3 separate regions of the Mus musculus genome follow, and all the other regions are linked to region 1. A link is a loop called in an ENCODE intact Hi-C map of the cell type or tissue named here. Cell type or tissue: left cerebral cortex. All regions are shown on one strand.

Region 1 (5,000 bases):
TCTCTATACATTGCTCTCTGATCAATTAAAATGAGAAGTGAGGTAAACAAGAAAATATAACCATATTTGCATTTTAGTGATTGCTAAAATGCAAAGTGTGTGTTGGATTGATCTGTAATAGGCAAACTGGGGTATATGGGAGGGATGGAAAGAGGAAAGGGAAGGAGGAAATGATATAATTTTACAATCTAAAAAAAAAAAAAAGAAAAGAAGGAAAAGAAATAATTAAAAAGACCCATCTCTTGTCCCTCAGCATGCATACACACATAGACCAATTGCATCATCCGGCCCAGGTTATCCCTCTAGCTGGGATCAGCATGTATCTCAGTTGGTGGATGCTAAGAGTTGTGCGTGGTCTTAGATCTGAGGGTGAAGGCAAACAACTAATGCATATTGGTAAAACAATCCTAGGGGGACAACAGCCAGATTTGTGTGGCTAATGGTGCCTGGGATGCGGAATACATTCCCCTGACAGGTTTCTAGATGTCTCGTTAGTAGCTAGAGAAGAATGGCAGGAATCAGCACAGCGTGAAGGGGAGACATGAGCCCTGGGGACACATTTGTGGTAGCTGCAAGAGGGGGTGGGGAGGACCAAAAGCATAAGGAAGTGTTGGTGGAAATCAGGTAGATAATTTTAAAATGGCTTATTAGCACGCATTAACCATGTAACGGGCTTAGTTATGCTTTCATGATGTGTTTCAATCGTATCCACTCCTGTTAGTCTCTCCTGTCTCTTTCCCCACACTCCTTGTTCCTCTCTGCAGCCAGCCCTCCTGTCTAATGTCTTTCTGTGTGTGACCTAAGGAGTTTCATTGGGATTGTTTACCAGCGTGTAAGTGGGGGCTCACTTACATCCCTGGGGAAGTCTACATTAAGTAGATTTATCAGACTCTCACAGGGCACTCTGCCTGAGGAAGAACAGGCCCCCTGTTTACAAACCAGAGTGCAGTCAGTAAAAAAACAAAACAACACAGACAAACAAGCCAAAACCCAGATGGTTAACTCACGTTTTTCTTTCTCCCCTTTCTCTCCTTTCTTTTATGTTTAGAGTTACACATAATCATCGGACTCAGCTTTGATGTTTTTGGAAGCACCATATGTGGCTATTGGTGTACGAGAGTCATCCAGATTATATTGACCGACCTCTTTAGCAACACACTGACGAACGTTGTTCTCTGTTTCTCACTGGTGTACATGACGTTTTACCTTGGTAAGGCAAACAAACACAAGAACTGCCATCCTACTAGAGAGCCTGGGAGTCCTGGTTTGCCCTGCTCCTTTCCCCTGCTTCATGTCTTCCTCCTGTCTGTTACCACCCCCCACCCACCCACTTGTGTTTTGTCACATCACCTCTCTGTCAGATCTAGTTCTCTCCTGGCCTCTCATTGTAACCTCATGTCTTTGCGCTCCTATGTCTGGGTACTCTTAGCCCTTTGAGCTCTATTCTCTAACCCTACAGTAAGTCCATGGCAGTGCCCTAGAAGCGGAATCGTCATGGAGTTGTTTCTGTCTGGACTCTTGAGCTGCTCACCCCATAAAATGGGAAAAGTTGGCGGAGAAGTTCCCGAGGGCTTTCCAAGCTCGTCATCCTTCACTCACTAGACTAAAAGGTCCTTTCAAATAGCGATCTTTTCTTGAATCTAGAAGGTGGGAAACGAGAGTGGGGAGATCAAGAGTGCTTGTGTCAGGAAGAGAAGCTGGGGCATCGGGTAAGTTGCAGGAGTAACTGTACCCAGCCCCAGTGGGCCTTCCGTTAGTTCAGTTTTGTAAAATTGGGACTTGAGGTGTTTCAGCTCCCAGGAACCATATTAACTATGACCAAACTGCTTTTGCTCCCCTCATACACTGGAGCAACTTTAACCAATGAAGATCTCAGCCGTCTCTTACACCTCTAGCTAAGGAAAGGCAGTTTTCTTTTTCCTGTAGATATATCGCCACCTAGTGGTTGCTTACTGCCCTGAGCCAGTCAAACTAGCGAAAACATTCACGGAATGCTCGTTTCCTTCAGCTTTATTTCTTTGCTCCTTTGTGAAAGTTTTGTGGATGCCTTACTTCAGTTTTTCCACCTCCCTACCAGACTGTGAGCCTCTTGAATATGAGTGGCGCTCATAGTCAGCTCTTCACTCGATTAGTTTTTCCTCCTTTCAGCCAAGCTTAGAGTTGGTCAAATGCCCGACAGTAATTTAATACGTGCTGATCGAATGAACCAACATTCCTTCTCAATGTGTTTTTGAGTAGACAGAATCCAGATATACTCCGTCAATCAGCAACGTTGGGAAATACTTAGCCTCTTTAAGCTTGTCTCTTCTATACAATCGGTCTAACAATACTCCATTTGTGTAAGGCACTGCATGCATTAATGAAGCTTGCTATGCTTGTGAGCTGCGGCTACCCTAGGGACTGGCAAGAGCTCCTTGTGTACACAGCTCCTCCCACCTCCTTCTGAGTGACAGTTGTTCCTGGAGGGGGGCGGGGCGTGTCTCTCTCCCCAATCCCAGACACTTGTTTTTGAGCCTTTGCCAGCTCCCTACTGTGTTCAAGACAGGGTGGCTCATAAATGCTGGTTCATTTCTTCTTCCTAATAGGAATGGAGGTGTTTGCAGCCAATATTTGGTGTCCCCTTAGACAGATTAAATGGATGATAGCCAAGGGCAGAGTGCCAGGACCGGGTCGCAGAAGGCGTTTCAGCCTCCCTTTCACGTTAGAGGATTCCCAGCCCAGACACACACGTTTTCGAGTTGGGATGGGACTCTCACATAATTAACAATACAAGTTCCTTATTTTCATTTATCAATATAACCAAAAATGTTCCGTCACTTTGGCTCAAGTCATTGAAACACAGACATGGGGCTGGCGAGATGGCTCAGTGGTTAAGAGCACCGACTGCTCTTCTGAAGGTCCCGAGTTCAAATCCCAACAACCACATGGTGGCTCACAACCATCCGTAATGAAATCTGATGCCCTCTTCTGGAGTATCTGAAGACAGCTACAGTGTACTTACATATAATAAATAAATAAATAAATCTTAAAAAAAAAAAGAAATGGAAATTGGTAGTCAGTAACTTTATAAAAAATCAATTTCTTGAATGTGTTCAGAAATATATTTGAAGTCATGCTAAGAACTGATGCAGTTAATTACAAGAATAAGCTTTATTTAAAAAAAAGAAACACAAACATTTGATAAAAATGTGTTTAAAACTCAGCAAGAATATATATGATAATAAATAAATCAAGATCATATACATATGTGTATATATATATATATATATATATATGTATATCAGACAAAAATAAGAACTAGCATGTACTCAAAGAAACTGGAAATAAGAGTTTGACAGTTGTCCCCTATCAAAACATTTGCAGAACTGTTAGCTTTACTCAACTTGATTGTTGAAGTTAAATTCGTTAGGAAAGTGCATATATATATATATATATATATATATATGTATGTATATGTATATGTATGTATATATATATCCAAAGTGAAGTTAAGTGAATAGATAAATGAAAAGAATTTTGATAAGTGGTAGACCAGTGGATTAAAATCAGTACTGTAGTAGTCACAACAGTGGTTAATACTGGAATCACAAGAGTGGCCATCCATTGCCATGCACATATGCCAAGGAACATATCATCTAAGTTAATGCTTGCAATAAGGATGTGAGGTGCTATTCACCCCACTTAACACCTGCTTTGCAGACGTGGGGACATTAATGGAGAAAGGGGAGGTCACATCCCATAAGCATCGTGCTGTGCCCTGTTTGAAAGCTCTTCCACTGCTTGCTTGGATGTTCTTTCTCTTCCTTTCTGTCTACTGTCACCCTGGGCTCCTTGGAGACTCTGTAGCCCGGCACCTTTAGTATTTTTGTGTTCTAACATTCTCCCTAGACTATGTTTCAACATTTAGAGCCCAGTGAATTGCCAATTTAGTCGGGGAGAGAAGGGCAAATGCTCCAGGAAGCAGCAACGCCTGGCCCATGCAGCACAAAGTCCCAAGGTGCTGAGCGGAGATTACGTCATTTCTTTTCCCACTCGCCCTAGCCTCAGTGATGATGCAGGATTGGCAAACTGGGTCAAATCTGCTCTGAGCTAAAAAAAGCTTTATGAAAAGAGCAGAATCAAAGAATAATATCTCATGGAGATGAAGATTATTTGAAGTCTAAAGTCTGTAGTATTTTATTGGCTAGCCAACCGTCTGCATGTTACCTCCGGCTTCTTGCAGCATCATAGCTGAGGAAGGTCCCATGGCTCACAAAGGCTGGGTGTTTATTCTATTGCCCATCTCCGAAGAAGCACTGCTATTCCCTGAGCTACAGCATTAGCCAATCCCTTGAAGCAACTTTCTAAATAAGAAACGCTGCTTTCACCTTTCCTACTGATTTTTTCCTCAGGGCGAATCAGTGTATAGATTTAATCACATTTAAATTTATTTCACTTTCTTCTCTCCCCAGTGGAATATTTCGGAATGTCAGGCATTGTTGCTTTGGTCACGGTAGGCCTGAATTTGGATTCTTTAAGCTTTAAACCGAGGATGGAGTTCATCATTACTAAGTGAGTTTCCTGATATGCATTCAGTATAGATTTCAGAGAATTTTAGTACTTGGCTGGTCTTGTCTTTGATGAGGCTAATAAAATTCTATTTATTTACATATTTCTATCTTTAACGTTTCAATGTGCCATCAGTGATCAGCATTATTGATGTTGTCATTATGAAGAAAGTGGTTTAGAGACAATAGTGCCTTCTCTACGTCACTCCGATAGACTTATTCTATGAATTGTTGGGTTTTTTTTTCCCCTTCACATCCACACTTGTGTGACACCATCGTAATGTGTGAAGGAAGGAGGTCAGAGCGAGATGCATCACCAGCAAAACTCTTACCTACCCTTCCCACCTGGTGTTGGGGGTAGGGGTAGGTGTGGGTGTAGGTGTTGGAGTGGGGTTGGGGTAGGGGTAGGTGTGGGTGTGGGGTTGGGGGTTAGGGTGGGTGTGGGTGTTGGAG
Region 2 (5,000 bases), 450 kb before region 1:
ACAGAGATGGACAAGGGAGAGGGAAAAGGAGAGTAGGAGGGGGAGGGGGAGGGGAGGGGAGAGGGAGGGAAAAGAAGGAGAGGGGAGGGGGACAGGGAGGGGAGGGGGAGGAGAAGAGATCCCTGTAATCTCAGCTTCTCAGCCTCCCAGGTTTAAGACAGGGAAAGCCTTTAAGCCCAGAAGTTTAACAAGGTAAAAAAAACCACACACACACATAGTAAAACCCTATCCAATAAAATGTATTCAATTACTTTATTAAATCCAAAGCATTTCAAAAAACTTATCTCCTAAAGACCAAGTACCATACTTAAAATATTTTGCGGTTAATGAAGTTGACAAATGAATATAAACTTTAATACTCTAAGATGTGTTTTTCTTCTCTGGAGATATTAATATTTTACAACACTCAAAAGGTAAAATTTCATACATTTGTATTCATGTACCAAGTTAGGTCTCAATAATCATATTAAATGAAATTCCATTTTCTTGCTAGATCTATAGTCTCACAGAAACTCAAATTTCTAGAAGTTCATAAATTTATTCACACAACTAATTCTGACTGAAGATATTACATACTACATAACAGACAGTGATCTTAGTCCTCGGCTACATGCCTGAAGAAGGCTGGACAAGGTAGACATTGTTCCAACGCTTAAACACTAGTGAGGAAGAAAAGAAAAGGAGGGAGAGGAAGGAGGATAAAGAGAAAGTGGGGGACAGTGAGTGAGGAGAAGAGGGAGAGAGTGAAATCGGTCCAAATCTAAAAGTTTAAAGAGTAAAACAGCAAACGACAGAGAAATGGTGCAGAGCGTGGGATAACCTCAAGTAAAGTGGCAGAAAAGAACTCTTAGAGGATGGCCTCGTTCTTAATAGCTGAGTAGTATTCCATTGTGTAAATGAACCTGAGTTTTGCAGGCAAATGGATGGAACTAGAAAATATCATTCTGAGTGAGGTAATCCAGACCCAAAAGGACATGTATGGTATGTACTCAGTAATAAGTGGATATTGGGGGGGGGAAAAAAAACAAGATACAGTCCACAGAAGTCAAAAAGGTCAACAACAACAACCTGAAGTGCTTAAGTGGGGATGTCTCAGTCCCATATGGGAGAGAGAAGAAAGCAATCACAAGTAGGGAGGGAGGGAGGGACCTGGGAGGGAAAGTGGATGGGGGAGTGAGGAGTAGGGTTGGGGAGAGGGGATACCTGATCTGGTATCCAGTGAGCAAAAAGGACTGAAGTCCTGAGGGCCAGCAGAAAGAATGTAAATAGACAACTTCAGGAAATAGAAGGTTAATGGGACACCCCCCCTCACCCCACGGTCCCCCCCCCCCCCAGAGACCTAGGAAGTGAGAGACTCCCAGGACTCAAAGGGAGGGACCTTTGATAAAATGCCCAACAGTAGGGAGAGGAAACTTATAGAGCCCACCTCTAGCAGGAAGACAGAACATCAAGTGAGGGATGGGATTGCCATCCCACAGTCACATCTCTGACTCATAATTGTTCCTGTCTGAAAGAATTACAGGTATGGAAATGGAAAGGAGCCTGAGGAAAAGAAGGCCCAGCAACAGGCCCAAAGTGGCATCCAGCTCAAGTGGAGGTCCCAACAGCTGAAAGAGTCAGATGCAGATATCTGCACCCAACCAATGGGCAGAAGCTGCTGACCCCTGTGGTTGAGTTAGGGAAGGCTGAAAGAAGCTGAGGAGAAGGGTGATCCTGTAGGAGGACCAGCAGTCTCAATTAATCTGGACCCCCAAGATCTTTCAAATACTGGACCACCAAACAGGCAACATACACCAGCTGATATGAGGCCCCCAACACACATACAGTAGAGGACTTCCAGGTTCATTCAGAGATGATGCACCTAACCCTCAAGAAGGTGGATGGAGAGGGGCTGGGAATGGAATATGGAGTGTAAAAAATGAATTACAAATAAAATTAAATTTAAAAAAGAACTCTTAGAGGAAAATACATGAGCAAAAACCTAAATGAAAAAACAAATCTTAAATCAAATAGTGTTCACTGTGAATAAACGAGTAATGTGAGGAGGGCAGAATAGGCAGGCTGGCCTGAAGAAGACCAGATCCTGCACTCCATGGCCTGTCCAAGAACAAAGTCCCGAGAGATGTTCTTTCAAAGACAGCACTTTTCACTGCAGATAAACATGGCTGCAATGTTCCACTTTGCCATTAGGTGGCACTAAAACCATTAATCTTGTCAAGAAAGAAAGAAAGGAAAGAAAGGAAGGAAGAGAAAAGAAAAGAAAAGAAAAGAAAAGAAAAGAAAAGAAAAGAAAAGAAAAGAAAAGAAAAGAAAAGAAAAGAAAAGAAAAGAAAAACCCAAGTTCAAATTGCACATTTAAAAATTACTTTTCAATGTTAAAAATAAAAATTCCCAGGAATATCCAAACAACAGAGGATTGCACTCGTTAAGTACCAGTCATTTACTGCTGTTATGTAAGTAAATCACTTTGTAAGGCCATTTATCTTCCAGGGGTTTTTTTTAACCACTTTATTGTTGTGTCTGAAACTCCAGCTTGAGTTAGCAATTCATGTCTTTTTCTCTTTTAAGCTGCACTTTTTATCCTTAGCAGCCAAAGCATCATGTAGCCTAAGAGTCTTTCTGTGGTCAGGCTTCTCCAACCCACTGTCAAGTGTTTCTATCTGATTCTAAATGCTGCCGTTCTTTTCCCTGGCACACTTGCTGTAGGCATCCTCTCACCATGCTGAATAAAAAACGTCCATGTGTCTCTATGCTCAGTCTCCCAAATTTCTATCCAAACACTAATTCCTCTCTAATTTCCTGACTTGGAATCCAAATCCCTTCTTACCATTTCCAAAGAAAAGCTTTATTGGTATCTTAAGTCAACTGTGACCAAATAGAATTTCTAATGAACTCTCCACACCTGTTTCTCATCCATGCTTCTCTTTTTAGCAACTAAGGCTCTTCTGCTAACTTAGTCAAACCAGAAACTAGATGGCACTCTTGCTTCCCCTCCACTGCTTCACGCATCACATCAGCAATAACGGATATGGTCAGCCTCCTCTAAAACAAGCCCTACCTCTACTTCAGGGGAAATACTCCAAGTAGAAGAAACTGCTGGAAGAGCATACATAAAAATAATGCATATGGAACCCAGCCTATATGCCATGCCTTACTTGGCTCAATATATTCTCTCATTACAGCACCTTAAACCAAATTCTTTCTCATGTTATAGTCGACTCTCAGGATTACTACATCTTCTAGTATTCATTTTCATTCATGCATTTAACACATTTACATGAGTCTCTACTATACACCAGACGCTATACTCATTAGTAAAACCACTGTTGTCTCTGTCTTCTTAAAGCTAACATTCTCATTTAAGATATAGGCAACCTAGAAAAAAAAAAAATCAAGATCACATCCCGAAAGGTGATGAGCATATGAAAATGCTATAAGGAAAATGCCTTTGTATGCTAATTAAAAATTAATTTTTTAAATTTAGATTTATTTACTTTATTTATATGAGTACACTGTAGCTGTCTTCAGACACACCAGAAAAGGGCAGCAGATCCCATTACAGATGGTTGTGAGCCACCATGTGGTTGCTGGGAATTGAGCTCAGGACCTCTGAAAGAGCAGTCAGTGCTCTCAATCACTGAGTCATCTCTCTAGAGCCCCCAAATTAATTAATTTTTAAAATATTTGTTTTTGCATTGCTGTTTCAATGGCTTCGTGTTTTTCATAGCAGTTGTGTACTGAAGTCTCTAAATCTGTGAAAATAAACTTTCTCCCTATATAAGTGTTTTATCATATTTTAAACAGCTAAACTAGGCCTGTCATGAATGTATAAGGCATAAGTGGGTAACAATCTGTTTTTATCATTTACTATCATAACATACAAATAAACGTATTAAAAAGTTAAAATGTATCAAAACATAGGCACACAAACATTAACAGACCATACACAGTACCATTACAAATATATAAAAATGTAAAAATTCAGGATCATCAATGTATAAAATGAACTGTAGCACATACCATAAGCCTGAACAACTTTGCCAACAGCCTTCTACTGATATCATAATGAAAGCTGTGAGTGTGACCTAATCATCTTCATGTGAGCAATTTGTCTCTTCAAGAAACTGCACGTGCTGCAAGAAGTGATCCCCTGACCTCTGTGCAGGTGTCAGACCAGACACTACCTCCAGGTGACCAAAAGAAAGAGAAGACCCATAGGAAGAAAAAGCACTCTGTTCCAAATAGAGAGAAGAGAGTGTCAGAAATTCACTAAGGCAATGACAGAACAATTGCAAAGTCCAGGAAAAGCAGACAGGTGCAAAAAAAAAAAAAAAAAAAAAGCCTCTAGAAAGTTCAGCACCCGGATAAACAAAGGAAACACGGAAGCCCACAAATTCAACAACGCTCTCCTTGCCCCAAGTGCACGCAGCCATCAGCCCAGTGGAAGCCAGTCCACCACCTCACCTTCCCTTTCTTGTTCCCCACTACCCCACGCCCTGGTATTTCCTTGTCTTCTTTCTTCCTTTTTTTTTTTTTTTTTTTTTTTTTTTTTTTTTTTGGTTTTTCAAGACAGGGTTTCTCTGTGTAGCCCTGGCTGTCCTGGAACTCACTCTGTAGACCAGGCTGGCCTCGAACTCAGAAATCTGCCTGCCTCTGCCTCCCGAGTGCTGGGATTAAAGGCATACACTACCACTGCCCAGCTCTTTCTTTCATGTTTAATGGCAGTTTTGCTTCCTTATATTTTTTAAAAACATTTTATTTACATATCTTTTATTATTGGGCCACCATTTTGCCTTTTGTTCCCCAACCCGACATGTTTCTCTCTACTACACTTTCAGTAATTGCTACTGCTGTTTTTCCAAAACGAATGGTAAACCTCTTTTTATTTTTACTCCCCTTCTTAAATTTACCTAATTTTGTTTCTAAACATTCTCATATTTTAAAAGTCTTTGTTTCTTTTCATTTTGTTTTCTAATCTCTTGCTCTTTTTTCTTCCATAT
Region 3 (5,000 bases), 130 kb before region 1:
AGGGCATTAGATCTCATTATGGATGGTTGTGAGTCACCATGTGGTTGCTGGGATTTGAACTCAGGACCTTTGGAACAGCAGTCAGTGTTCTTAACTGTTGAGCCATCTCTCCAGCCCTCTTCTTTTTTTAAAAAGATTTATTTATTTATTATATGTAAGTACACTGTAGCTGTCTTCAGACACTCCAGAAGAGGGAGTCAGATCTTGTTACAGATGGTTGTGAGCCACCATGTGGTTGCTGGGATTTGAACTCAGGACCTTCAGAAGAGTAGTCAGTGCTCTTAACCGCTAAGCCATCTCTCCAGCCCTCTTCTTTATTTCAAATAGTTTATTTATAAAGGGAAAACCAGGGCTGGAAAGGTGGCTCAGAGACTTAGAGTGCTTCTTGCTCTTCTAGAGGTCCCAGCTTTAATTCCCAGCACCCAGATGGCAGCTCACAACTGTTGGTAACTCTAGTTTCATGGAATTAGACACCCTTTTCAGGCCTCCATAGGCATCAGATATGCATACAACCAAACATACATACAGGTAAACTACCCATAGACATAAAATAAACATAAATACCAAGGGAAAGAGAAGCGACCACCAATGTGCGTTCTCTAGGCCTTTTGGAAAGCAAAGAGGCATTCCTTTGTGACTCTACAAGGATGATACTGCAGACATTAAGGGAAAGAATACAGTTTAAAAAAAATGCTCCAAGAACGTTACTATGGCAAAGCTGTAAGAGTCTACACTGTCACTCAGCACAATGTCGACGGTTATATACAAGCAGTTTAAGAACATGATTCTTGTCAAGACAATTAATGTTTGCATCCAGCATGCTGAACACTCTAAGAGCCAAGGTAGCGTCTTTCATGTGACAAACATCAACCCACATTTTGAACTTCTTTAGAGAGTTAATATGCTAGTATGCTTCAGAACAGAAGAGAGGAGCAATAAGAAACACAGCAATGAATGGGCTTTGAGCCTAATGGATGACTGCTCCCAGTTTTAAGCTTTTTTTTACTTACATTTTGAATGAAGTAAACTTGTTTTCCTATGCTTCTGCAGCTTCATAGCTGCCTCACAGAATCCTAGTCTATTCCCACTTACTGCTTATGAGTTTTGTAAACTCTGCTCAGGATTATTTCAGTCCTCCGGTGGGTCACGTTTTATCGTTATTCCCTTTAACCGATATTAGTACTTACTGGGAATAACACTATTAGACTTTTTCAAAACAAAACAGAACGGAAAAGGCAGTGACTTCCGAGAAATTACAAAAGTGGCAAATATTATTCTCTGCCTGGATAAAAACTAGCAAAGGTTGGAACTATTTGGGAAAACGACCTCCATGTATTCCTGAACCATTTTCTTCAGTTTACCTGCGGTACTGAATCCATCCACACAGAGTGACTTCTTGGCCTAAGTGGGACGAACGCAACTCTCCACATGTGTTGGTCCGAGCAACAAAGCTACTGAATTCTTTAAGAAGAGAAGGAAAAAGCACTTTAAAAGGCATCAGTAAGAATGTTTGTAGTTTTCTTTAAAAATACTCTCCATTCATGATGTATCAGCTCTTTCAGGTCAATGGGTGAAGTTGTAAAAATTTTAAATTAGATGTGTGTGTGTGTGTTTATGTGTGCGTACCCACAGGTATGTGGGCTCACATGCCACGGTGCCCCTGTGGAAGTCAGAGGACAACTTGTTGGATTCTGTTCTCTTCTTCCATTCACAGTGTGAGTTTTGGGAGTCAACTCTGGTACTCAGGCTTGGCAGGAAGTGCCTGAAGCCACTGAGCCATCTTGTAGGTCTGATGTAGTTTATAAAATAGCCTAGATTATACAATATCCCTATTGTGTTTACCTGCACAAGTGTCAAGGCCCAAGCAAATAACTGCCCCAAAGGAAAATTTTGCCTTCTGTTTAAAAATCTAAACCTTGTACATAAACTAGCACTTGAAGGGACATAAAATGGTAGCTGTCCATTTTGGTAAGTGACATATAATTTTAGAAATTACCTGCTTGACAGTGCAGTTAGTATTTAACTTTAGTACAAGTATAGTTTATAACAATCATTTGTAAATCAATAAACTATTAGAAAAGATTTTATTTAAATTATTACTTTAGTTTTTCTACTAATAGTATACACTACACAGGCTATCTACTTTTTTTTTATAATCAAGGGGGGGACCTTAATTATAACTAATCAAGAGAATGAATGACCTGGTATTAAAATGCAGTTAGAATCAGGGAAACAAGCTGTCAAAAACAGGCGGAAGCTCGTAGCTGCCTTCACCTGGAATTCTTTGTGAACTCAACGCCAGATTTCTGGAAAGAGAACCCCAGATTGGCCGCATGGTCTTCCCGATGGGTCTGGATAAACCCCTGCATAGACGACTTAACCAAAAACCAAGATACATGTTGAAGTCCCGGGATCCGGAGAGACAATCACGAATCCCACGCTGCAGGTGTGGTGGTGCTCAAAACTCGGTTTTCGGAATACCTGGGAACCCTTAAAATTCTAGTTCCCACGCAAATGCATCCAGACCCTGCTCCGCTGAACGTTCTAGTATCTACAAAGTAGATTGACCTGCAAGGTCTCCAGAGACCTTAGGTGAGTGGGTAGGGGGAAAGCCTTTGCTTCCTTCAGTGCATCAGTTCCCACTTTAATTAAACAAGGCTGAGCCCCGAAGATGCCTCAACAGCAGCGCCAGTGCCAGAGCGCCCCAGCCGGAAGGCCGGCCACCAGGCGCGCGTCCTCCCTTTATTCCCACGTATCTCGAAGGTGACCAGGGCATAAGCAGAAATATAAGGAGGTGCAGCCTCGTGTTTCAACTTTCCCAAACCTGGCGGCCCATCCTGGATTTTCCTGAAAGGTGAAGACGAACAAATCCAAACAGCTCTGAGGTTCAAACCCAGACACAAACCACATCCACAAGCCAGTCCCTCTGACGCCCGGCGAGCGCCAAAGTTACGCAAGGATTCCGGCCAATCAGGACGAGGGCGCCTCCGCCATGTTTATTGTGGGCGGCAGTATGCGGGAAAGTTTCGCACCGGTTGGAAAACGGAAGAACAACGCGGCGCAATAGGGGATTGGGAATTTGAGGCTATTGATTGAAGCCTTCCAAGCCTTGCCCTCAGTTAAAATGACGACTTCAGTTGCTTTCAGTTACGTGAAATCGGAGGGCCACAGGCGAGGCTTTCCGAGTCGGCCGCAGGGCAAGTCGGGAAATGATTTTAAACTGGAGGGCGTGGCGTGTGTGGAAAAGCGCCTAGACGAGCGGAACTTTCAAGTCTACCTTTGATCCCCGGAGAGCTCCGGAGAAGGGTCTTTGGGGACTCCCTGTTTTTCGTGGGCCGGCGCCAGCTTCCGAAGAGCGAGGATCATAGAGCCGGGCAGCTTGGGAAGCCGAGCTGTCTCTCCCGGGGGAAGTCGCAGGTCTTGCTCGAGCCTGAGGGAAGCTAGGTTCACTCCAGGACTCCTGATGTCTCTTCTGAACTCACCGGGGATTGCTTCGGTTCTCTCTTAAGCAGTCATTTTGGCCACTTTCTTCTTCTTAAAAAACCAAAACCTTTCGTCTCGACGTAGTCTTGGAGCAAAACTTGAAGGATGATTCGTGAATCCGGAGTGGATGACAGTGTCTTTACGACATAGTTTTGGTAAGAGCTTTTGGGTCCTCGACTGGCCGTGTACTGCATTTCTTTCTGTTGTGTGACTGTTGTCTTTGCAATGCTTTTGTGTATTTAAGATGTGTACAAACGGAAGCTAACGTCAACGTGAGCGTTAGTATGGGAGCAGTGGGTTGACTTTTGTGGCAATATTGCAGTGACTAACTCAGGGACTTTCTTCATGGACTAACCACAAGAAAAACTACTGAGTTTTAGTTGTGTGTTAGGAACTGAGTACAAGAGAATTTGATGAGAGATATAGTTCCGTGGATACTAGAAAGAGGCTGATAGGACCCTTTGCCACGGGCATAAGAGTCAAAGGAGGCGAAGAATTGAGAAATTCGTAGAACCTTTCCCTCCAGTCACCTGGCAACATAGCAGCGTACTTACTAATAGGGTCGTTTGAGGAGTGAACAGTAGTACCAGATATGTCCCAGGACTAGGGAGGCTGAGGCAAGAGAATTGCCGTGAGTTCTAGGCCAACCTGGGCTACACAGAGAGACTGTCACTCGATATAAACAAAACACCCCCAAACAAAAGAATATTCGTTAAAGGCTTAATCTTTGTTAAGTGCTTACAAACATGCCTGAAAAGTAATGTATACTTAGCAGTTATTGTACTAGTTAGCCTACTTTAAAGAAAGATTCTGTATAAACAGAACTGATGAAGACTCCTATCTAAATAGCAAACAAGTGGGGAGAAGAACGGGAGGAGGTGGTGGCAGAGGGAAGACGCTGCCTTCTGAAGGAAAGTTCAGTTGATGGAAGATTTTTAACAGAGGGGTTCGGATAAGTGGGACCTGCATGGCTGCTATGGACAGGAAGAATTTGTAAAGTCAAAAATAATAAAAAAGACTAGGAGCTCTCCTGCCAAACCCAATACTGCTCTGATGAGAAGGCCAAGGGTGTCTGTAAAGATAAAGATGTCTTCCAGAAGTTGGCCTGGGACCTCCACAGGCATAAGAGCCGAAGGAACTTCTCCTGGTAGCAGCAGCCCCAGTTCTTGGTTCCTCCTGACCCCCACTGAAGGTCCTTCTGTAAGTCCTGGAAGCAGGCAGGACAGGAGGTGGGACTCTTAATCCAAACCACCTGAAAGCAACGAGAAAGGACAAGACAGGGAGGGCCATTAACCTAAACCCACTGAGGTGCACATTAGTGGGAGGCTCACCAGGAGTGTGGCCAAGGCTCACATCATGGGAATACTTTATGCCTGTGGGAAAATGAAAAAATGCTTATTTAAATGTTGCATCCCTGTCTGTGGTGCTTTTTATTTGATTTTATTTTTTAATACTTCTGTGTGTGTGCATGTACTGTGGTGTGTGCGGTGTGGGTGCAGTGGTCAGAGGACAAGGTG

What was found. Hi-C counts contacts between places; a loop is a spot of excess contacts. Peaks named below come from ENCODE experiments on the same cell type or tissue, not always from the same donor. Only the 100,000 strongest peaks of a DNase experiment are listed, where the experiment ranks them.
Region 2: a loop joins it to region 1, with 5 times the contacts of the local background. A loop is called at or near these places in 12 of 42 quality-filtered maps.
Region 3: a loop joins it to region 1, with 2.2 times the contacts of the local background. A loop is called at or near these places in 2 of 42 quality-filtered maps.

What each region holds. Positions count from the first base shown.
Region 1 is chr1:161,193,752-161,198,751 of GRCm38, forward strand. It overlaps the pseudogene Gm6185. Among named protein-coding and RNA genes, the nearest start is that of Tex50, 37 kb to the left of the region's middle. In left cerebral cortex, CTCF peaks have their summits at 1,950 (motif pointing left) and 4,440; DNase peaks (open chromatin) are centred at 1,962, 2,446, 4,017 and 4,278; H3K4me3 peaks cover 980 bases; H3K27ac peaks cover 680 bases.
Region 2 is chr1:160,741,291-160,746,290 of GRCm38, forward strand. All of the region lies in intron 1 of Rabgap1l (RAB GTPase activating protein 1-like), which reads right to left. Among named protein-coding and RNA genes, the nearest start is that of Gm37083, 48 kb to the right of the region's middle. In left cerebral cortex, CTCF peaks have their summits at 2,178 (motif pointing right), 2,405 and 2,979; DNase peaks (open chromatin) are centred at 2,175 and 2,987; H3K27ac peaks cover 421 bases.
Region 3 is chr1:161,067,719-161,072,718 of GRCm38, forward strand. It overlaps Dars2 (aspartyl-tRNA synthetase 2 (mitochondrial)), which reads right to left and starts at 2,942. Exons shown (of 17, transcript NM_172644.4): 1 at 2,275-2,942; 2 at 1,362-1,461. The coding sequence starts at 2,398. Cenpl (centromere protein L) reads left to right here and starts at 3,049. Exons shown (of 5, transcript NM_001159930.2): 1 at 3,049-3,638. In left cerebral cortex, a CTCF peak has its summit at 2,766; DNase peaks (open chromatin) are centred at 2,469 and 3,042; H3K4me3 peaks cover 2,106 bases; H3K27ac peaks cover 727 bases.